2 separate regions of the Homo sapiens genome follow, and region 2 is linked to region 1. Evidence: chromatin loops called from intact Hi-C (ENCODE). Cell type or tissue: heart right ventricle. All regions are shown on one strand. Each heading gives the region's core, and the rest is flanking DNA. Links, peaks and the distances in the headings are about the cores only. Region 1 overlaps ADCYAP1R1 (ADCYAP receptor type I). Region 2 holds the start of LOC105375221 (a long non-coding RNA gene).

Region 1 (11,123 bases), core at 652-8,651:
TTGCTGTTTATCTACTGCTTTGAGCCCTCCTAAGTTAACCTGTGCCTCATTTGTAAAACCACCAGCATCAGGAGTAAGGGGGAGGCCAGAGGGCTCAGATGGACACAGAATTCTAGCTTTACCTGCATCCGCTGATTCAGTTTTCTGTTGGGATCAGAGTGAGGATACTTCCATATGGGTGATAGCAGCCATGCCCCTGGGAGTCAACTTCAAGGATCTGGGACATTTTGGTGTGCCCATTCCTTCTTTTCCTGAACTCACAGTCTTGGGGTGTTTCTGCACTTGGCTATGTGTGTCTTGTCTGATGTCTGTCTTCTGTAGCTTTGCCTCTATCAGGGCTGGAGTGGTGCAGCCCCTGGCATCTCAGACATGGTTCCTGCCTCACTTGTGGGAGCTGGACCAGCCTGGGTTTCATCTCCCACAGTAAAGCTAAGTAAGCCCCACAGACCTTACTGCTACTGCTGCTGCCATTAATGCTGTGCTCACTATCTTGTCCAGGATTTTAAGGATGTCAGACTGCTGTAGATGACTCAATAAATGTTTTGCCATTTTTCCTGGTGGCTGTAACTTGGCATAAGTGGAGGGAAGGGAGGAGAGGAGGGGGAAGGGGAGAGGACTACCCCCAAAATTTGATCATCCAAGAGTAATCCAGTGTATACAAGGCCCAGTGGACTTTAAGATTCCAAAGGAGAAATATGAGAGTGGGCCTGAGTGAGCCTAGGATGGAACTCGAAAAGTAAATTAGAAGTCTTGGCCTTAAAGGATCTCCAGGGATCATGGAAACTGAGTGGAATCATGACCTTCCTATTGTACCTTGGGAGCACCTACCAGATATCCCAAAACATTGACTGCAGAGAGCATTTCATCCCAGGTAACTACAAGTATATCCTTGGCTTCCAGGATCCCATCCCCTAATACTTCTGGATATTCCAAACCATCAGTCCCAGCCAGACCAGATAACCAATTCAAGGTAACCCTCATGTCCTCGAGGTTCTGTTGATTGTCACAATCCCAGTGTCCATTTTCATATTGGTCATAATGTTAATTGCTATCAAAAGAAGATAATTCTTGCTAGGTCAGAAAATGAGTTTATGAAAAAGATGTTGAGCTGGTCATAGAATTCTTGTAAGGCTGGAGAAACTAGAAAAGGTATCTGAAGCCATAGCATGCTGCATGACTGATGATGAAACTGCTGCCACTGTTGCTGCTGCCACCCCAGTGATGTCTCTTCCATGCCAGGGACATGACTTCGCAATTATTGCCACCTCTGAAAGCAGAGAGCTTTGCTGCTGTTCTCACCATCAAATGAGATTCCACTTTCAGCCCTCTTCCTCAAGTTGCCCACTTCTGCATCAAAGTTTCAACACCATTGGATTGGCTGTGTCCTCGCTACAAGGAAGACTGGAAATTGGACTTTTCTGGATTCTACCTTGAGGTCAGGGTCACAAGCCTGAAGATTTTCTAAACATAACAATAAAATCCTGGGAATAATAAATGCCCGCTACAACAGGCCTGAGGTCTACAGCAAATGCAGGGCCAGCTTCCTCCAGCAATCAGGTGGGCCACTCTGAAGAAGTCAAGTCAATGAAAAGATGGATTTTAGCCTAATAGTGTGTGAGCCCTGCAATCAGCTAGGGCTGTGTGGATCACTCACCAGATGCCCCCAGGTGTTCAGGGGGGTGTTCCCAAGCTGGGACACTAGTTAGTTCTTCTTTCAGAGGCTGTGCCGCTCCTCTTTCTCCAGACCCACCTCTTCTTTTAGTCCTAAAGGAGATGACCAGGCTATGTTATATGACCCACTTAGCAGATATTTTGAGTTGCTTCCAAAATGGAACCTATGCTCAAGGCTGAAAATTAGTCTCCTTGTGTCAGTTTCTGCTGGCTGATCCTAAGGAAGACTTCCCTAGTGTTTAGAAAAATATTACTTTCACTGATGTGACCATAATGAATTGAGCTTCCATATGTTTCATCCTTTGAAAGAGGTCACGTCCAAAAAGCAAAGGTAAGAGCCAAAATTTAGTTGAAAGCCTTGAATTTCACATTAAGCTTGAATTTCTTGGCAACAGTGAAGATCATCAAACTCCTGGGTCCATGTGAGCATTTATTAAATCCTGTTTCCTCTGTCCACTTTCCAACATTGATAGACTAAGCCCTCATTTCTCCCAAGACCCTCTAAAAATGCCTTGAATCTTGGCTGTTCCTGATGGTGCTGTCTGTTTTACTGGTATTGTGTATAATTCCTCTTGGGAACCCAGTGGTTCTTAGACATTATCCTGCATCAGAGTCACCTGAGGGGCTGTGAAAACAGAGATTGTGGGACCCACCCCCAGAATTTCTGATTCAGCAGGTCTGAGGTAGGGCTGGACCATTTGCATTTGTAAAAGGTTCTCAGCTGTGGCTGTTCTGCTGGTCCTGAGACAGCACTTTGAGATCCACTGTTCTACAGGTTCTAAGTGAGGACACTGGAAGGGCAACATAGTCCCTATTTGTGAACCATGGGCCTGGGCAATGATTACCTTCCCAGGAGGCAGAGAACAAGCATAGACATTCACAACAGGAGCTTTAATTTCCTTTTCCTCTCAGGCCAGTGTCTTAGAACAGAAAGCAAAACGTTCCAAGAGGAAATCAGCCTGCAGATGTCCATTCAGTCTCAATCAGCGTAAGTATTAGACTGTCTCTGAAACAACTAGTATCAAGTTCAGTGGGATATGACAGCAAAAACTCCAATAAACAGTGGCTTAAAGCAGACAGAAGTTTACTTCTCTCATATGAAGTCCAGAGGTAGACAGTCCAGAACAGGTGTTGTGGCTTTGTGGTCTCTCTGAGGACTCAAGCTTCTATCTTTTTGCTCCTCTATCTTTAACAGGTGAGTTCTAGTCTCGAGGGCACCCTAAGCTCCAGGGCCCCTGGAGCTCTGGATGTCACTGGACTTAGAAGCAAATGGGAGAAGGCAAAAGAACTCTTCCCCTTCTTCAGTCATCTTCTTTTAAGAGGCCTATGTCTGCTTACATCTCATTATCCTGTGTGTAGTCACATGGCCACACCTCACTGCAAGGCAGGCAATGCAGTGCAACCTTAATAACATTGGAAGGGAAGAAGGGATATTGACTGGCAAAAAGTAGTTTGTGTCATAAAAATCTTTGGGCAGTCCTTAGTGGTGAGTTGGGTTCATTCAACACCTGTGGAAAACCAGAGTCATATGGCTCTATGTCCTATTTTACTATATTGGGAACAAACTCAGGAATACAGTCTCCAGCCTGGACCATAAAGCCCCCTGATCAGAAGTGGGGAGCTGTGTCTTCCCACACATTGAAACTAGTCTAGTTTCAAGGGGTGAGAGCATGTCTGCACCATTTCTGGTAGGCTCTCCCTCATGGATGCAGTTCCTGAGTGGATTCTGTGCCCTGGTGCTTTCTACATTAAGTAGTCTCTTTTTAATTTGGGGGATCCTCAGAGTAGTGATGGGGGTGTTGGGAGGGATGAAGGTCTTGTAATTTCTGACTGTCAGTTGCCCTAAAATGAACTAATGTAGATGCTCTGAGCCTCCCAATGTTGTTATACTGTGCCCTTGTGGGTAGCCTGTTGCAGTAGTTATTCTGGTGTGAACCTGGAAATTCCCTCTGCCACTGTCCTGGATGCAAAGTTGTAAATTCTGTGGGTGAAACCCAGTCATGAGGAGCTCTTCCATATGCTCTTTCTAGGCCAGAGAGGCAGTCTTTAGCAGATGGCAGACCTTTACAAAGACATCATATGTATCCATTCCAATTCATACAGGCTTTCAGCTGAATGGGGACTTTGCAGTGATATCTCAGCTTCAGTCAGCAAATCTTCCACCAACGCAGTGGGCAGGGCCTTTGTTCTGACCCTCAGGGCCCTCTCAGGACCACCCCTCTCAGTCACCCTCTTCTCCCTTCCCCTTTCAGAAGGCCCCCACCTGCAGTGTATTGTATTCTAGGTTCCTCTCCCTCACCCCAGGTCCCTCCTCCCCTCTGCCCCTGATGTAAACTCAGACATGGCTTGGGGTGAGTTCTCCTTGAGCTGATACTCTTGATGCCCTTATCTTTTGGGTGTCCCCAATACTTGAGAATCATCTGTAGTGTTCTCCTTAACCCTATTGAGACACTTTTTCCATGGACAAAAGCATCCATTCCTATGACATTAAGCCTCACTTCCATTAATAAACCCAACTATTCACCACCAGGAGCAGCTTTGGCTTGGGCAGTAAGTACCATGGAGAGAGCCAAGTGAACCTTGGGTCCAGCACCACAGACAGTTCCAAGACTGTACCTACTTGGCAGTCTGTGTGGCCTATTTTTATCTGATATGAACAAAGACAGATTTAGGTTTTATGAAGTTGGAAACTCATATAATTTGGGGAGTCCTCTTTAATACAAACTGAAAAATTTTTAATTAAAATTAGGTATAAAAATAAGGGTTTTTTTGAATGAGAAAAGTTGACAACTATGATAAACATTATGAAATCCAGAAAAACAACATCATCTTTGTATTAATTACTCTCTGATGCTTTTTGCCTACTTGTTTTGGTTGCTTACTCTTTGATAATCTCTTTATTAGCTGATAACATTTATATCATTTTCTGTTCATAAAATTTGAATATAATTTAGTCACATAGTTAATCAAAATGTGTGTTTTATTATTGAACATTTGGACTCAGCACCAATGAAAACAGAATCCTCCAATTACAGTGTTACACATATGATGATTGGCAGATTTTTTTCACAGACTGGCACCTGGCTCCATACACATCCAACTTTGTTTCTGCAGCACTGTGCACACTGCCAGGCACTGTATGACATTTTAATATGATGATATGATATGATCTCTGGCCCTCTCTCTGCCTTTGTACATAATGCTGAGTGAACAACAAGAGTATTCCTGGAAGGACAGTATAATATCACTGTATAATGAAGCAATGACACACACTCATGTGAAACCCACTGAACCAAACTGAGTGTCTCTCTAACTTAACCTCCCCTTCGTTGGATCCCCAAAGTGTTCCTGGCAGTTGAGTGCTACCCAACATGTAAGAAGGTGTGGTAGAGGAGATGTTAGGGTGGAGAGATGCTGTAGGCTTATCCAATTTGGGGCAAATAATTTACTTTTCCAAATTTTCCAAAAACATAAGATCTTGTGAACACACTTCTGAGATCCAAGTGAGAGAGAGGGGCTTGGAAAGTGCTGTATATGACCCACATTTATCTGTCATCACAGGAAGATATTTTTCAGTTTTACAAGACTGAAGCCCGTAATGCAGAGAACCAGAGATTTCTGAGGTCCCTGCTTTCAAATGATATCATGTGCTCTCTGGAGCATTCAGGTCACTCTTTAGATGGATGGCTGTTACCCCTCCATTCAAGAATCTCTTACTGGAAACTAACTATGTGGTAGAGGCATGGAGGGCACAGTTTGGCATCAAGAATGAACCAGAAACATTTTGTCTTCATAGTCAGGTGGTGAAGACTAGAATAAATAAACCAGGCATGGTGTGTGATAAGGTATAATTAAGGTATTAAGGGATCTGTGGGTTAATAAATATTTGTAATTGCTGCTTCAGCCTCCGTTGCCCTCGGCTCCCTCCAATAATTCCCTGATTTTGTTTTATGGAAACTGCCCACCTCATGATCAAACACAAGGTTTGGGTGCCTACACTCCTAGCCTCTGGGGTGGGTCCAGATAAACAAGCCAGGCCACATGGCCCTTATCACTCATTCCTCTGGCTGTAGTGACTGGCCCAGGGACAGACACACAGGCCATGTGAGGAGTCTATTTCTAGGGTTTCTGGGAAAGAGGGATTCCTCTTTTTTGTGAGGAAGCTTATTGGAGAGACACCCGCTTGTCCCCTGGAAAGCATGACACGAGAATGTGAGGCTTGCAGGTGCCACAGTCATTTGCAATTATGAGGGAAACAACTGGAGCTGTTCAGAGAACGTGGTAGGGATCCTCAAGATGAATCAGACAACAAGGGAGGCAGAGGGGAATAACAAAAGGAAATGGAGTCCTTGGCATTATCATCAGAACCACTTGATCAGGCCTCACCTGACTGATCTACTTATGGACTTTCCTAGGGACTGATGGGTAGGAGGGTTATTTGAATGGGCAAGATATAGAAAAGGCATCCTTTTATCATGAATTTTTAAAATAAATGCACTAAAGTACAGAGACCAATACAACAAATTCTGTGTCCACCCCAGAGCTAACAATATGCTATTATGCTTGATTCAGATATTTTAATTTTTTTAATGAAGGAACACATGACAGATGGAATTTGGTCTGCATTGTGGTATTTCTCAGTTTGATTTCCCTCCCTCTCCCCTTCCAGAGGCAGCCACTAACGAGAACTTAGTATGTATCCATACCATTTATGTTTTTGTACTTATAGTAAATATCCATCAACATTATTTAGCATGTGTGACTGTGTGCTTTTAAGTTCCATCAATGGCATCACACTAGATCTATCATTCTGCCTTTGTTTTCTAAGTAATTCTATGTGCTACTTATTTATTCATACTTGTACATTTAGATCTAGATGATTCCCTTTTAATTGTATAATATTACATCATAGAAACTTGCCAGGCATAGTCATTGTCCTCCCTGTGGAAACGTATGTACTTTACATTTTGAAGTTATTTCAAACAATGTCTTACGAAGATCTCATTATTTACATGTGCAGGAGTTTCTCTAGACTTAGAATTGAAAGAGCTGGATCCAAGGGTGTGAAATTTTCAACAATTCTCAGAGAAGAAGGAAGGAGAGGCAGATAGCATTTCATTTTTACTACTAAGGGATGCCTCACTGTGTTTCTATTAATGCTTATCTTTTTGCCTTAAATTCTATTTTGTTTGATAGTAATATAGTTGCAACAATTTTCTGGTTAATGTACACATGATGTTATCTGTTTCTACCCATTCACTTGCAATTTTTTCCCTCTTTATGTTTTTTAACTGTACAATGACATACAGAAGTTTATTCAGTTTATACAAGTAATTTCTCAGATTTATAAAGTAAAAAGCTAGACTGCCAGAGGAAAAATTCCTTACATTGATATCAAAATATCTTCTAGTCCCCATAAATCATCTGCAATCACTTGATAGAAAAAATATCCACAACCATATAGGTCATGCAGACTTTTAAAATGCTATTTGTATTCAGTTTGTTTCAAACTGAGCAAAACAGTGCAACTTTTACTTTTGTATACATTTCAAAATTATATTAATGTTCCTTCTCATTTCAACTCATCCCATTACCAATAAAACGGGAGTGAGATAAAAGGGGAGAAGATCCTTGACTGCTTCTCATTTTCCTTGAAATAAACTAATAATTCATTACAATTTTAATAAGTCATTATAAGGATAATAAAAGCCTCAAAGACTTTTTAAAATAAAATTATATAGTAAATAAGTAAATAAGCATTCAAATGTTAGTAACCCAACAGGCCCTAATACAGCTTTCAGATAGTTTCATATTAACAGGCAAATATTAGCACAGAAAAGAAGTTTCCCAAGAGGGACTCATTTTAAACATAAATCACAGCTTAAATTACTACTATACAGATTATACTGGGCAAAGACAGAAAGAATGAATGCTTTCCTCCGTTCATGAACTGTGTAAGGCTACGTTACAAAGTCAGATAATGGACTGTGAATCACCTACCATACCGATTAACCATGTTTATTTAAAGTTTTCTTAATATTAGACAATTTAATGGGGGTAGGAAAAAAGTAAACAACCATTTCGCTTCTTCTCTTCTTCTACTTTAGCCACATAAGCCAGTTGTAATGGATGATACAGGTTTCAGCTGCAATTTGTAAAATATTCCAAGAACTGCCATAGTCCCAAGAACTAGAGAAAACTGCCACCCACAAATAACCTACCAAAGTAAATATAAATACAGTATGATTCTAATTTTCTTTCATACAATCCCAGACAACCCCAAATAACTTTATAAAAAAGGAATTTACAAAGCTATCAAAACTATTTAAAATATTTAAAGGCAGAGTGGTCAAATTTCCTTCAATCAGACCAGAAATCATCACAAAAATTATGATCACAGTTACAAGCAGAATGAAAGGAATGTTTAAATTTAGGACAACCAACCCCATGTGACTTTTAAAAATGCAATAATTTACTCAAATATACTGTAACTAGAAATGGCAAGAATACAGGAAGCAAAAATAAGCTTGCGAGTGAAATTTCTAGAAGCTCATGGAAACCATCCCATCCCATATTGCAAATGCAAAAGGAAAAACAGTTCTCATAGAATTAAGAGTACTCTGGTCATTGTTGTTCATTTGGTCCTGCAAGGTGTTAACCACCTTCACTTCCCATGTCACAAAATTAGCCACAAGAGGAGCAGGTGGATCTTGTTCATTATGAGGACTGGTTGGCTTTTCAGGTACGTCGGATCCTCTTCAATCAGGAGGTCTCAGTAGGAACAAGACCACTGCAGTCACCAGCCAGGCCATCAAGATCATAGTAGCGCTGATGCCATTATCATCACAGGGTCCTGGTCATTCTTGCAAGCATCTGTCTCTGTGCAGCAGAGTTGGGGCTGCCACAACAGACTGGTCAGCCTTCTCATCGCATATTCATGAGAACATATTCATAGGGATCAAGCTCACTTTCTGCCATGATTATCCAGCTTGATTTTACTTGACTGTTTAAATACTTCTGGAGGCTGGGAAGTCCAGGATCAGGGAACTGGCAGATCTGGTGTCTGAAGAGGACTTGCTGTCTGGTTCATAGATGGTGCCTTCTCACCGTGTCCTCATAGAGTGGAAGGGGCTGTCTTTTTTATATTTTAGATATATCTTCTCTATGTAACATATTGATGAAAAATTTATTTTAATCCCAACTGATAGCCTGTGTTTAGATGGGCATAATTAGTCTATGGTTATTCACTGCGACTGAGGACATTTTGAGCTTATTTCATGACCTTACAGTCTATACGCCATGCCTTTGTTTCACCCCCTACCTGCTCATCTGCTCTCTCTTTTTTTTTTTTTTTGCCTTCCATTGCATTATCTTATTTCCCTTCCCTTTCTTTTACTGATATGGCAAATATACATTCTATTCTAATTGTGTTGTTTACATTTACAATTTTAACAAAATACCTAATTTTATGTTTTTCCATAAAACTTGAAAGTTGATCATCCTTCTTTCCTTCTCCAAAACAAGATACATACTTAAGCATGTGTAACTTTCTCCAAGATTTACATTTGCAGAATCTGTTATTGTTGTCTACTCTTTTAGACATACCTTATTTAAAATCCTAAATATAGTTCCTACAATTGTTTGTAGTTTGAGCTTATTGAGCTCTATCAATATACTTCTTTGCTTAAAATATTTGATTTCCAATCTTTCCTTCTTGTTGAAGTTAATCTTTTGAAGTAGTTCTGTGTAGGGGAGAGCACTCAGTCTTTATAAGATTGAGTTCAGAAAGTGGCTGTGTATTTTAGTTGGGCAGTTATTTTCTTTCAACACTTTTATACTGTGATTGCTACTGACATTTATTGTTTTTGAAGATAAAAATAGCCTGACACTTTTTTTCATTCTTTGGTTGCCTTTAAGCTTGGTCTTTATTATTGATGTACAGTTTCATTCTTACCCTGTTTGGCACATGTTATACTTTTGCCAGTCTGTTAATTCAAGTCTTTAGTTCTGGAAAATTCTTTACCAGAATATATTTGAACGATGCCAGTTGACAACAGAAATCCAGAGTGTGGATGTAGGAGGAAAGCCAGGGGAGTGTAGTGACAGGGAAGCCAAGAAAGGGTTTCTAGGAGAGGACAGTCATCTGGATCAAATGCTGCTAATGGTCTATGAAGAGTGGAATAGAAACCAGCAACTGGCTGAGAGGAAGGTGGCTGGGTCATCTCTTGCCCCAGGCTTGAGAGGGGAAGGCTTGAGGGCCTCCATCCTTGGCTTTGACTGGGCACCCCCAGGACTGTCTACAGCCCCATCCCTGTTTGGAACCTGACACTCAGCTTGGAGGAGAGGTCTGCATGCCCTGTAGCCTGTGTGAGACCCAGGCTGCACTGAGCCTCTTGGCAACACCAGGCCTGAGTTTGGGTCTGGCCCACAGGACAATGTTATAAAAAACAGAGTAGCTTTCCCCAGGAGGATCCGGGATTCATTCTGGCTCCCCAGGGCTTCTAGACCTAGAAGTCATCTGAAGTGGTGAGTCGGGGAGCTGGTTGGTCCTTTTGCAGTCCTCATTTATCTTTGCAGTTAGGGGCAGGCTTCACACCTTCAGGAACCAAGGGGCTACTCTCACCAAAGCCCAGACCTCATCCCAGCCTGCCCCATGGCTCCAGAGCTGGCTGAGAACCAGGCAGCGGAAATGACTGGGTGGGGAAGAGCTGGCAGCTGGCTCAGAGCTGGATAGCTTAGTTGGGAGTCTTCTGTTGCCCCTAGAATCCACTGGGACTGGCCCCAGGGTTGGTAGAAGCCATGGAGAGTTCTCCCATGAAAGCCCAATCCTCATCCTCATCCTCACTTCCTGGGAAAGGAGTAGGCAGGTTCCAGGCCTCACACTTAGGCCCTGGAAATGATGTAGTGGCAATGGAAAGGCCCCTCCCTGGGAAAGGGACCTGGCAGTTTGCAGTCCTTATTTGCTCCCAAGAAAGAATTTTGCTGGAAAGGAGTCCTCCCACCAGAGTGAAAGGGATACAGAGGAAAGGATTAGGTTGCGAAGGGCATGATTTATATCTTTGGGGGGAAATTTAAGGAAACACTGCTCTCTGTCGCCCACTCAAGCAATCAAAATATCAGACCCAGCCCTGGTCCTCAGAATGTCCCCATCTTCAGCTTTGACTGGCCCCCCAATGACTGGCTAGAGCCCCATCCCTGATTGGAACCACACACTCAGCTCTGAGGAGAGGTTTGCCTGCCCTGTGGCCTATGGGAGACCCAGGCTGCACTGAGCTTCTCAGCAACACCAGGCCTGAGATTGGGCCCAGCCCATGGGGCAGTGTGAAAGGAAAAGAAATCTCAGGATCAAATCAGTAGGCCAAAGAGAAAAGTGAAGTTGGGAACTGGGGGCAAACCTGTCTCTCATTTTATTGCTAAATGAGATAGCTACAAAGATTAAAAAAAAAAATCCT
Region 2 (12,751 bases), core at 2,783-10,782, 110 kb before region 1:
CAGCAAGCAAATGATGAATGAACCGTGGAGAATGTCTGTCGAGGGGCCCTGGCTGAGGGCAGCGGCAGGTGGGCACATACCCATGCTGCTCCCACCCCTGCCAATCTCAAGGAGAACCTGGCTCACCGGTTGGAGGCTGTGGAGAGAGAAAGCTGGGCCCCGAAGCCATATGGCATTTGTTGGCACACAACCTGGCTGGCCTCCAGCCAGTCAGCGCCTTCATCTGACTTGGCATAAAAATGACAACAGCGCCAGGCACTGTTCTAGGATGCACACATCCATACACAGTCCTTACAGGGCTCTTTGAGGAAGGATCGTCATCTCCACTTTACAAGTGAGAAAACTAGGGCATAGAGAGGTAAATGATTTGCCTTCAGCCGCCCAGCTGGGAGGCCATGGCGCCAGGACATGGACCATTGGCTTGGGCAGCCTGGTAGTAGAAGCTCTGTGCTGACCACCATGCTACATGGCCTCTCTCAGGTCCTCCAGGCCCTTGGCCCTTCCCAGGTCAGGTTCACATTGTGCAGGTGGCCTGGTGGATGGCCCTCTAGCCTCTGCCTGAAGACAGCCAGCGTGGGTGCCCACTCCACTGCTCCTGACCTGGCTCTGTGGGGCAGAAGGCCGTCCTGGACAGGGTCTGAAGCAGTTCTTCAGGGCGTCATCTGCCCACTCAGCCTCTGCTGCCTCCTGCCCCTTCTGCCTCTTGGTGGCCTTCTGGAGACTTGAAGAGAATAGTCACAATGCCTGTGGACCTGCTCACCCGTCGGTCCACACAGCCCTGGCCCAGACTGAGAGGGACCAGTCGTGAGACCAACTGTGTTCCAGGCCCGGGCTTGGACTTTTCGTTAGCTTTAAAAATCTTGTGTTTGGGTTGTGACTAGCATTTAATATTTTTTGATGGAATAGAAGAGAATAGAAGCTAGAGCATGAGTCAGTATTGCTTCTTGAAGCTTTTAACTCCATGTTACATACATGCACGTGTTTATGCTGAGTCAGAGTGAAAAATGAACTTCTCACTATGGGAAAGTGAACAAGTTTGAAGGACACTCAGTCCTGTAGATTGCCTTCTCCTTTCTTGCATCCTATTTTGGTTCCTGCATTGACCCCCAGCCAGCCCAGGTCTCCCCTCAGGCTGAGCTCAGAAGCCTCCCGCTCCCGGCCCTGCTGAGCCATGTCGAGATCTGGGCACACAGGGAGACAGGAAGCCTTGTGGACTGGGCGATGAGAAAAGGAACCGCTGCATAATGTACGCTCACCATGTGCCAGGCTCTGTGCTGAATGCTCCACTTCCATCGTCTGTTAAGTCTCATGAAGTAGGTGGCGTGTTCGCTCCGTTCCGCAGATGAGGAAACAGGCGCGGGCTCTTCACCTTCTTGCTCAGTCATGACACTCATGGAAACGTCATAACTGAGTTTAAATCTGGGTCTTGGAGCTTCCCGGGTCACTCTCTTCACACCAGCCTGCAGCACTGCTTGGGAGCGGTGAGCACCCAGGCAAGCAGTGATTAGGTGCTTGCCTGATCCTCCCACCTCACCTCCCTGATCACCTCCTCCTCTTCCTCCCTACACCCAGAGCAATGGCTCCTGTCGAGTTCCTCCCTCTAGGGCCCAAGGGGTTCAGTGAATCTAATTGGAAGCAGCTTTTTAGTCCTGTGACCCAGAGGCTTGCTGAGGGCGTGGGGAGGGGACCAGATTGTGGAGAGCCAGGCCTGAGGCCAGCAGAGTCTATTGCGCAACCTGCAGGCTGCACAGCCCCAGCCCTGGGGGTTGCATTTCTCCCTTTACCTTTTCCCCATTCAATTCACAATAGCGGTCTGGTGGCAGACACCACATTCCTGGCACTGTGGAGGCTAAGTCACCAAGAGGGCCGCACACTCCCTCATAGAGCTGCTCAGAGCTCTCTCCACCGTGGCCCGGGGCTCAGGCTTCAAAGTGGAGGGCCTCTTCCTCTCTTGCCTCTCCCTTCTTGGAGGCATGGGTTCCGGAGTGGGCACTACGTTTGTCGTTAGTTGCACTTGGGTTCAAGCCAGGTTTGGGGGCACAGGAAGATATGGTGGCTATTCAACTATTCAACCCGCCCCCTCAAATAAAATCCCACTATGACTGAAAATAAATCCTATTATTTGTGAAGTCCTCCCCATTTCACTCAAAGTAAAACACCAAAGGCTTTACAATGGCCTACGCAGGACTACAAAGACCTCCGAGTCTTGCCTCTCTGGACGAATCTTCTTTCTTTTCTTTCTTTCATTGCTCACGCAACTCCAGCCTTGCTGACTTCCTTGCAGTTCCTGCCCCAGGGCGTTTGCACTTGTCACTCCCTCTGCCTGGAGCAGGTTCCCTCAGACACCCATATGACTCACTCACCTCTTCACTCTTAGTCCCACCTGCAGCCTCTGCAGTGGCTTTTGCTATTTCTTCACTTTATTTTTTTCTCCATGGTGCTTACTACTAAAATGCCACATAACTTGTTTATTTACTTTGTTGTATCATTTCTGTTTCTCCATTAGAATGTAAGCTGCATAAGGGTGGATTTTTTGTTCCGTTTGTTCAGCAGTGCCTAGCACAGAGCAGGCATGAGAAAAATGTTTGTGGAAATGAATTGAAATTGAATTAAAATAGTCATAAGGATGTCCAGAATTCTAATTTCTCCCATGACTTCCCTGAAGTTTCCGTATCAAATTATTTGAAACCCACGTCACCTAAAAGAATCTTTTCTGTTTTCCTTTGGGTGAATTCCAGCTCTGATTCAGGGCATAGCCACACAATGGTCTGCTACAAACAAGCACTTGGAGGGTTTCTGAGGCCAGGCTCTATGCTGGATGCTGTAAATAGAGATGCGAGAAAGAGAGACACCACCCTGCTCTCTGGAGCTCACAGCCTTGGGGGAGGCCCACGAGGAGCAGGTGGCAATGACGAGAGTTATGACAGGGAAGCCCGGGGGCTGTGGGCGCCCATGGGAAGGGAGAAAGTTCCAGAAGGAGAGAACAGTCAGTGTATGTCTCTTAACTCCTTGGAGCTCTTTCCTCGTGTTAAGGCTGAGCCTGTGAGCTGACTTGGAGGGCAAATGAGAGGACCAGCTGCAGGGCGCTCTGCAGGTGACACGCAGATGCTGGCTTTCATTTCTTGCTCCTCACTAGGAAAGCAGGAAGGCAGGGTGGAGATTAGTAAGCCCATTTTCCAGATTTTACCATGTTTATTATAAATTATATGTTATTATATCAACAAATAATTTATTATTTATTAATATCTTTTCCTGTGTGTAACTTTTCCCCCCTTCCTCAAATTTTAGTTACATCGAGAACTCCTGAAGGGCTGGGACCCTTCCACGTTTCTTGTTTCCTTCTTGCCCCCTTCTCAGCAGAGCCCAGATCCAGCCTTGGTAAATCAGGATGTTGGGACTCAGAGAGGGAGAGTCACTCGTCTATGGTCACACAGAGAATCAGAGCTTGGGCAGGGGCTGAGGCCAGGCCTCCTGCTTCCTTGCCTGAGGCTCTTCTACTGCCAGACACGTGCTCTTCGGAGCCCATCTCTAGCCTGTGTCTAGGGTTCCCCCGGAAGAAGCCGTGGCCCCTGACCCTGCTAAGCCTTCCTCCACTCCTCCAGCACCCCTGGGGCCATCAAGCTCAGAGCTGCAGGCCTGTGGGGATGGCTGGAGGCGTGGGAGTCAGGGCAAAGCCGGTTCTCACTGAGGTCTTTGCGTGCCTCTGCCAGGGCTCCCCAGTGCTCTGGCTCCTCCCTTTCTCCTCTGAGGATGGCCAGCTCACTGGAGCAGCTCTGGGAAGGACCACAGCCCGCCCTTTTGCGACAGACTCTCCCAAGCGTCAAGAAAACTGATCTTCAGGGCTAGATGGGCTGTCATAAAAATTCAGTGTCATACCTCTTCTTAACATCATATAGATGAGGAAACTGAGGATTAGAGAAGGCAAGTGGCCTGCCCAGGTCCAGGGGCCCAAGGCAGGACTAGGTCTAGAATTAGAGTTCCGTGTCACCATTGAGCCTGAAGGTATCTGCTCTTTTAAGGCCTCTAGTGTGTTTCCTCTGGGCTGGACTCCTAGCGTCTGGGTAACCTTGTGTATTCGTCCATTCTCACACTGCTATAAGGACATACCTGAGACTGGGTAATTTATAAAGGAAAGAGGTTTAATTGACCAAGTTTGGCAGGGCCGGGAAGGCCTCAGGAAATTTACAATCGTGGCAGAAGGGGGAGCAAACATATCCTTCTTCCATGGCGGCAGCAAGAAGTGCCCAGCAAAAAGGAAAAAGCCCCTTATAAAACCATCAGATCTTGTGAGAACTGACTCAGTATCACAGGAATAGCATGGGGGAAACCGCTCCCACGATTCAATTACCTCCCATCGGGTCCCTCCCATGACACGTGGGGATTATGGGAACTACAATTCAAGATGAGATTTGGGTGGGGACACAGCCAAACCTTATCGCCTCACATAGCTCCAATGACAGGGTGCCCACTACCAGTCTGTGCTTCCTCTTGGTTCCTCTCCATTTCCATTCTCTTGAGTCCCGGACCCAGGTCTTAGGGGTCAGGTTTCCTGTGGCCTTCCCTGCTCTCCCACAGGGTGCTGCTAAGGACCTCCTGAGCTTCTCTCTACCCTTGTCTATACAGAGGGCTCCTGACACTTCTTCTCTGCTCTACACAGCACACTGGGGCCCAAGACAAGGTTTGCTCATTCTTGTCATTCATTTATTCAAAAATATCTAGGTGTGGTGGCATGCATGTGTAGTCCCAGATACTCTGGAGGCTGAGGTGGTTGGATCGCTTGAGCACAGGAATTTGAGGCTGCAGTGAGCCATGATAGTGCCACTGCACTCCAGTCTGGGTGACAGAGCAAGACTCTGTCTCTAAAAAACAAAAAGAAACAGGCTGGGCGCAGTGGCTCATGCCTGTAATCCCAGCACTTTGGGAGGCCGAGGGGGGCAGATCACGAGTTCAGGAGTTCGAGACCAGCCTGACCAACATGGTGAAACCCCGTCTCTACTAAAAATACAAAAATTAGCCAGATCTGGTGGCATGTGCCTGTAATCCCAGCTACTCAAGAGGCTGAGGCAGGAGAATCACTTGAACGCGGCAGGCAGAGGTTGCAGTGAGCTGAGATCACGCCATTGCACTCCAGTCTGGGTGACAGAGCGAGACTCCGTCTCAAAAAAAAAAAAAAGGGGGGGAAACAAAAAACCCCAAACATGTTTATTAAACCTATGATGTACTGTGTACCAGGTACTGTTCCAGGCATCATGGATAGAGTAATGAAAACAAAAATATCAGACCAAGAAAAGATGTGAGCAGTCCCTGACTTAGATGCCTCACTACCATTACAGACCCTCTTGCAATGGTGAGACCCATAACCAGAAGGACAGACTGGCAAGGCAATTAAGAGACGGATAGATACACAGGGAAAAAAAGGGAAGTTCAAAACAGAAATAGGGTGAGGCACAGGGAAACGTTGCAAAGCACTGGTTCCGAGGTTAGCTACAGTCCTTCTCTACCAGGAAATGACAAGCCTATCCTTTGACCCTTTTCAGGACTTGGAGGCGGAGGAGCCCTTGGGAACATCTGGAACATCTGTGAGCCATTCTCTCCCACTGAGGAGGACTGGGCCAGGGCTAATGTGGGCAGGGGGTGGACAAATAGATCCAGTGGGACACCCCCCAGGCCTCTTCCTGCTCCCAAACCCCAAACATTGCTTCCGGAACCTGTGCGGCCTGGCTCTTTCCCAGCCTCACCGCAAGACTCCCTAGTCCTGCCTCTGGCTCAGCATGGGCCAAGCCTACCCCGTCCACACCCTCTGCAGGGTTCCTTCCAGGCTGGGGGTAGCAGGAGAGAAAGCCAGAGCTGTGTGAGATTAGAGGAGGAAGAGCAGGCCAGGGAGGAGGCTTTCTGCGGGCGAGGGCATGGCTGGGAGGAACTGAACTAGGGTGAGGCAATGGAGGGGCCAGGTAGAGGGGGGATAACAGAGGGGAGCAACTTCTACTCCAGACTGACAGTGACATGAATCGAAACTTGCCCCCCACCCTTGCTCTTGGAGTTGAAACTTGAGGATGGAAGGTGTTATGGACTTAATTTTGTTCCCCCACCCCCTGATTTATATGCTGAAGTCCTAACCCCCAGTCTTTCAGAGTGTGATTATTCAGACACAGAACCTTTGAAGAGGTAATCACGTTAAAACGAGTTCACTGGGGTGGGCTCTAATCCAACATGACGGGTGTCTTTATAAGAAGAGGAGATTCAGACACAGACAGACAAAGGAAGAAGGCCATGTGAAGACACAGCCAGAAAACATCTGTCTACAAGCCAAGGAGAGAGAGGCCTCAGAAGAAACAACCCCGCAGATACCTTGATTGTGAACTTCCAGGTTCCAGAATCATAAGGAAATGCCTTTCTGTGGTTTAAGCCCCCCGATCTGTGGAATTGGTTATCCCGGTCTGTGGAATCGGTTATCCCGGTCGTCTGTGGAATTGGTCACATCAGCCCGAGCTGACCACGCAAGAGTGACGCTGTTCAAACGGCACCATCCACTGTCTTAGGGATGGGTACTTTCAGTTCACTGGGACACCCCACTGTCTGGGCACTCTGCTGGGAAAGAGACACACACACCTTCAGGCTCACAGTCCTGGCTTATGATTTCCCATGGGTTAGGGTCAAAACTGGGGCAACTGGAGAAGTTGATACTCTTCATTTGAACTAGACAGGGTGATCTTTGACAGAAATCAGTCTACTTGGTGAGTTGTATTTGCTTTCAAGAACATAGGAAAAAAACAGGTACAACATTGCCAGTACAGAGACCAACCAGAGGTGGAAGTGCCACTGCCTTCCTCTTGGACTCTGAAGGGATAGAAGTGTCTGCTTCCTGCCTAGAGCCATCAGATTCAGGGACTCATAAACATATAGCAAATGCCTGAGGCAGGGCAGTTCACAAAGCTCAAGGATGTACTGGGCTGCTGAAACACTTAACCTTGAGGGGAAGGGTTGGTTGTCCATGGAATAATTGTGCAAATAGCTAATTCTTTCCTATTCCAGACATCGGCAACAGACTGCATGTTTAAAGCATGTCACGTGTCACCTTAATTAATCCTCACAAAACCCCAGTCACTATCAGCATCTCATTTTACAAATGGGAAAATTGAGGCACAAAGAGATGATGTAACTTGACCAAGGTTACTCCGCTGATAAGGAGGAGGGGTAGTAACATCAGTTGGAGAAGGCGTGTGAAGAGGAAACCTCTGGGGAAAGGTGAGGGAGCAGGGGAGCAGTCACGTGAGCTGCCTTCTGAAGTCTTGCCTCTCAGTTTGGAGTGACTTTGGGACACTTATTTGAACACTTCAGTAAAAAATAAACACTCCTTTTTGAGGTCCAGAGAGAATTTAGTCTGAGGAAGATAAGCCCTACAAGATGTGGTTATTGAGACAACCAAAAAAGTCAGTCAAAGTGGACAATCGTAAACAATGACAAACACCTTAAATATTTGGAGACAGCTTAAAAATCATATATATTCATTAAGCACTCTTGATGTGTGGCCAAGGTCTCTTTTTTGAACAGCAGTCTGCTGGCTGATGAGAGTTCTTTTATATCTTTATTTTTAAAAAACCACGTGCATGATGTCTCATCTTTGATTTCCTGTTCTGGTTTCTTTATAGAGTAAGGAAAGCATAAAATCCCTCGCTGGGTGTCATAAGGGCTGAGTCCCCATTCCCTAGCTCTCTTTCTTTCTGTGCATAGTGTAGGATGGCCCTTTGGTGCCCATCTGGAGTTAGTTATGGTCACATGACTTAGCTTGATCAGTCGACTGTAATAGAAACAATGAGTGTCACTTCTGGGCAGACGCTTTAAGAGTTGGCTGAGGCCGGGTGCAGTGGCTCACACCTGTAATCCCAGCACTTTGGGAGGTGGAGGCGGGCGAATCATCTGAGGTCAGGAGTTGGATACCAGCCTGGCCAACATGGTGAAACCCCATCTCTACTAAAAATACAAAAAGTAGCTGGGCACAGTGGCGGGCACCTGTAATCCCAGCTACTCAGGAGGTTGAGGTAGGAGAATTGCTTGAGCCTGGGAGGCAGAGGCTGCAGTGAGCCAACACTGCGCCACTGCACTCCAGCCTGGGCAACAGAGTAAGACCCTGTCTCAGGGGGAAAAAAAAAATAGAAAGAAAAAAGAAAAAAAAAAGGAAAAGAAAAGAGTTGGCTGGGCATGGTGGCCCAGGCCTGTATTCTCAACACTTTGGGAAGCCAAGGTAGGAGGATCACTGGAGCCCAAGAGTTTGAGGTTTGAGTGAGCTATGATTGCACTACTGTACTACAGCCTGGCTGACAGACTGAGATCCTGTCTTTATTCTTTTCAGAAGAGTCAATACATACTTCACCATGTACCTACAACCTCAGGTACTGGAAAAGGTTCAGATATATTGGGGGAACCATCCATTTGGGCCTGAGGCAGAGCCCCATTTAACCCATGATAGGCATGTAGCATGAGTAAGAAAAAAACCTGTGTGAGATTTAAACTACTGAGATTTCGAGGATATTTGTTACTGCAGCCTACCCTTTCTTATCCTAACTGACACACTCATGAAGTTCTATGAGCATAGTCTTATTCTTGGCTAGATGTATTTAGATACGTTTCTCCAGTATTTTAATATGGGTCTCACTCAGACCTCATTTCACAACAATTCTTTTTAGATACTTGCTTTTACTGTGTGATATTCAGGAACCCAGCCCTTCTTCCTGATGTTACTTCTATAGTGAAAATATGGAACTGCAACGAGGCATCCACTGTGCATGTACAAGGCAGCTCTTATAGGTATGGTCATCTGGAGCATCCTGAGGGCAGGTACAAGGCCCTTCTCTTCTCCTAGTTGAGAGAGACAATTTCCCCTGTTGTGAGAGACAATTTGCCATGGTCCATGAGAAAATTTGCCATGGACCCATCCCTGAACATTCTTGCTCGGTGTGCCGAGAATGCAAGGCTCTAGTCACTCTTTACCCGGGCTGTTTCGCAGGGCTGTATTTGCCATGAGCAGCCATGAGAGATGCAGTAACACCTCCCACCAGGAAAAGACCAGGTTTCTTTCCACTCGCTAGAGAAGTGGCAAATGTTCCAAGCTCAGTGTTACTCTCCTGTAATGCGATCCATTGGGTGACTCACCATCATGGGCCCTTTGCATTGTCTTTGTGGGACTTGGGTGATGTCGGAGAACCGAAGCAATCCTATGCAGCTCTGGCTAGTGCTTTTGCTGTGAGTGATGAAGTCCTTTGTCTCTGACCCAGGAATCTTGTATCTTTGGCTGGCATCCATGGAACAATAGCAGGCTAACTTGTTAGCTTGTAAATTGGGTAAAAATCTCAGACACTGCACTGTTCCTGACATCCCAACTCCAGTTCAGCACAGGACTGGGCATGTAGTGGAATGATGGGAAGTAAGGCTTGTGCTTTTCACTTATTGATCTTGGGGCAAGGGAGTCCCAGGATAGCCTTTCTCCATACTTAATTCTCTGGTGGCCTTTTCACTTCCTGAGCCTCTGCTTTACCCTCTGCAATGGGGATAACAATCTAGGACCCGTGGTTCTCACTCAGGGCTGTTAGATTTGAAAGTCTGGGGGAAGATGACTGCTGCTCTCTCATAAGCACCAGCTGACTTCTGTCTTTTCTCAAGGTAATGCTAGCAAACTTAGACCCCTCCCAGAGAGACTTAGGGCAGAGGAAGGAACAACTCACTGTCAGTGAGAAAGAGGAATGTGACTAGGAGAGATCCAGTTGGCTGTGGAGTCTTCCCTTCTGGAGCTCTGCACAAACAGGACAGGAGCTTGCATGTTTTCAGGAGGCAGGGTCAGACTGGATACCTCCCAGGGCTCTGTTTGGAATGGGAAGCATGACACCCACCTCCAGGAAGCTGATGGGAAAGACTTGCCCTAGTTTCTAGCCAGGAATTTGAGTTTGCTATGTCAGGACAGCAGCAGTGGCCTAGCAAAGGTAGATGGCAGCCAGAAACAACGTGAGATGCATGTGCCATCTCTCCCTAGGCAGTGCTGGAATTTGTCCCCAAACACATACCTAGCAAAGACAGGGTGCATTCATGCATTTCACATTTAATAAATCTTGAAAAAATAACTCAGTGCAAAATTGAGGGAAAAAGGGAAGGGATAGTTGTTTGTCTGCACCCTCTCCAACTGTGGCATCTTTGCTGTGCCCTCAATAACTGTCACATGGGAACCTGTGTGCCCTTGAATTTCTCCGCTACACTTCAGGGAAGGAGGCTGGCTTAGGGAAGGGTGATTTGTGTATGCTCACAGGTCAGACTGGAAGGTGAGAGAGAGACAAGGTGGTAGGATGGCTGCAGCAGCCCTGGTGAAAGGTGAGGAGGGCCTGAACTAGGGAGAAGTTCAAGGACGTTGGTGAGGTCTACTTCTCAGCTGGGGATGCAGCTCCTGACTGTCTGTGGGGCCCCAGGGTGGCATCCATGAAAACCCTTGTGTTTGCTCAGCCCCTGCACCTGGCTGAGGGCCTCCTCTTCTGCAGAGGATTCTGGGAGAGGTTGCCCCTGCCAGCCTTTAGTCCTCAGGGATGGGGGTTGGGCCAGGCTCAGGAACCCAGCCTGGGCCTCGCCATCCCAGACCCTCCCCACGCCACACCAAGGAAGGGCCTGTCACCAGGAGAAGTATGACCCTCCCGTGTCTGAGTCCTCATTTCACTTACAGCTCGGCGCTAATCCAATTGCTGGCTCTAACCTAATTCTCCATTGTTGCTAGAGTCCTTTGCCTGCCGATATTAAAAATCTTTTCATTTAATTGTGCAGAAGATAGATCCTCCTCAGCCATCAGGTGGTAAATATAGAATAGCTGATGTGTAGCTCTAATTTCTTCCCTGGCAGGCCTCCTGCAGTTCTGAGTAATTGGGGACCAAGAAGCTCTGGGAGGAAGGAGACAGGAAGGAGAGAAGAGGGAGGCAGGGCGAGGAGCTGGGACCTTGCTATTGTCAGGAGGTTACAGATCAGAGGAATCTGGTCAGTATGTCCATTTCTGCAGGACCAGTTGTTTTTCTTCTGAATCTCTCACGCTGCCTGGTGACTGGGGTCTTGAGATGTTGCAGGAGAATCACGTGTTCCTCCACCATGGGAGATCAAGATGCACCATCCGAACGTACCTTTGGTGAAAGTCTTGGGATCCCCAGGTCACCAAGAACCACAGCTATTTGATACACCAAGACCCTTTGTGATGATTGAGTGTAACCCTCTGGTTTGGGGACCACATGGTTTCCCAGCCAGGCACTGAAAGAGTTGATGACAGATGACAAGCATCTTGATTTCTATCCAAGGAAGGAAAACTATGTGGAACCCTGTGGTCACTGTGTGTTCCCATAGGAGAGGGACAGTGGCATTGAAGTGAGGCTCCAGGAGCCATTAGCAGGCTAGGGTCCTCTCTCCTTCACCCAGAAAAGGGCAGGGCTCCAGTTAAAGTTACTGGCCTCACACTTGGCCACCAAGGAAGAAGGAAGCATCCTAGGAAGAGCCACTGGTCACCAGACACTGCCTCTCTGGTGGCTCAGTCCCAACTGGGGCTTCCCAGGAGTTCACAGCTTCCAGGACTCCCTGGTGCCCTGGAGAACATGGCAGGCTACTCCGTCTCTTGGAGGGAGGGCTGCAGCTTCCTCTCAACTGCATGCTCAACTGCTGTGAGCTCCCAGCTCCTCATGCCTGTCCACTGGCAGACCTGAGCTTCTGAGACTGCTCCTGCTTCCCTGTAAGAAGTTTTGCTGCACCTCAGCTCTTGGACCCCCTTCTCTCCACCCCACCCTCTCACAGGCTGTGGGGGCATTCCTCCTCCCAGACTGGGGACCTCAGGTAGCCTTTCTTTCCCTTTTCCCTCCTGCCTCAGAGGGAGACACAGATATTTCATGGAGTACCTGTTTCCTGAGCACTTGGGGGATTCTCAGGGCTCCATCCCCGCCTGGCCCCATCACCCCAGGCCCTCTGGGTAGGTCTGTGCTCTCTGACTCCACCCCCTGTACTCTCCAAGACCAGCTCCTCGTCTCCCCCACTAATACTGGGTTTTGCAACCCCCTCTTCTCTACCCTTCTCTACCTGCTGATTCAAGATCCTTGGGGGAAGAGGAGGGAACACTCACTGCTTGGGAGCTGCTGAATCCTCTGACCAGGGGATGCTGAAGAAGGTGACTAAGGTGGTTTCCAAGACCCTGGCCTGGAATATTCCCACTGCCCTTCTCTGTGAGTTATTCTCCTCTACGGCTCCTGCATCTTCAGAACAAACAACAGCAGAGCACGTGACTGCTGGAAACGCCCAGATGGCTCCAGTCACAGGATCCCTGCATGTCCGGGCCAGAATGGCCAGCACAGCTGTCCCCTTCCCTGTTCTCAGGTGAGGAAATGAACAGCATGTGGGAAGGCCACCCAAGCTCATGCAGTGGCTCCATGCTAGGACCCCGGCTTCCTGGCTACAGTCTAGACGCTAGACATTTCTGTTCCTGTTGTGAGAATGATAGAGAACTCACAAGGATGGGGGTCAGGATGACAGAGCGTCAAAACCAACTATCCCCTCTGCCAGCGGTGTGACCTCCAGCAAGTTACTCAACCTCTCTGGGCCTCCATTTCCTCATCTGTAAAATTAGGGTGACAATGGTATCTGCCTCGTGAGGTGACACGAGAATCCGCTTAGATAACCCTCCCAAAGATAACCCTCCAGCACCCTATCTCACACATGGTAAGTGATAATTAGCTATCACAGAAAATTCAGC

Evidence for each region. A loop is a pair of places that touch in the nucleus more often than their neighbours do. Peaks named below come from ENCODE experiments on the same cell type or tissue, not always from the same donor. Only the 100,000 strongest peaks of a DNase experiment are listed, where the experiment ranks them.
Region 2: a loop joins it to region 1, with 3 times the contacts of the local background. A loop is called at or near these places in 3 of 110 quality-filtered maps.

The regions. Positions count from the first base shown.
Region 1 is chr7:31,110,922-31,122,044 of GRCh38, forward strand. It overlaps ADCYAP1R1 (ADCYAP receptor type I), which reads left to right. Exons shown (of 16, transcript NM_001118.5): 16 at 1-553. It also overlaps the pseudogene LOC124901821. Among named protein-coding and RNA genes, the nearest start is that of ADCYAP1R1, 64 kb to the left of the region's middle. In heart right ventricle, for the core only: no CTCF peak of the experiment used is centred there; a DNase peak (open chromatin) is centred at 4,230.
Region 2 is chr7:30,994,746-31,007,496 of GRCh38, forward strand. The region is part of intron 2 of LOC105375222 (a long non-coding RNA gene); the gene reads left to right. It overlaps LOC105375221 (a long non-coding RNA gene), which reads right to left and starts at 12,245. Exons shown (of 4, transcript XR_927158.3): 1 at 12,125-12,245; 2 at 6,349-6,585; 3 at 1-3,132. In heart right ventricle, for the core only: no CTCF peak of the experiment used is centred there; no DNase peak of the experiment used is centred there; H3K27ac peaks cover 3,263 bases; H3K27me3 peaks cover 244 bases.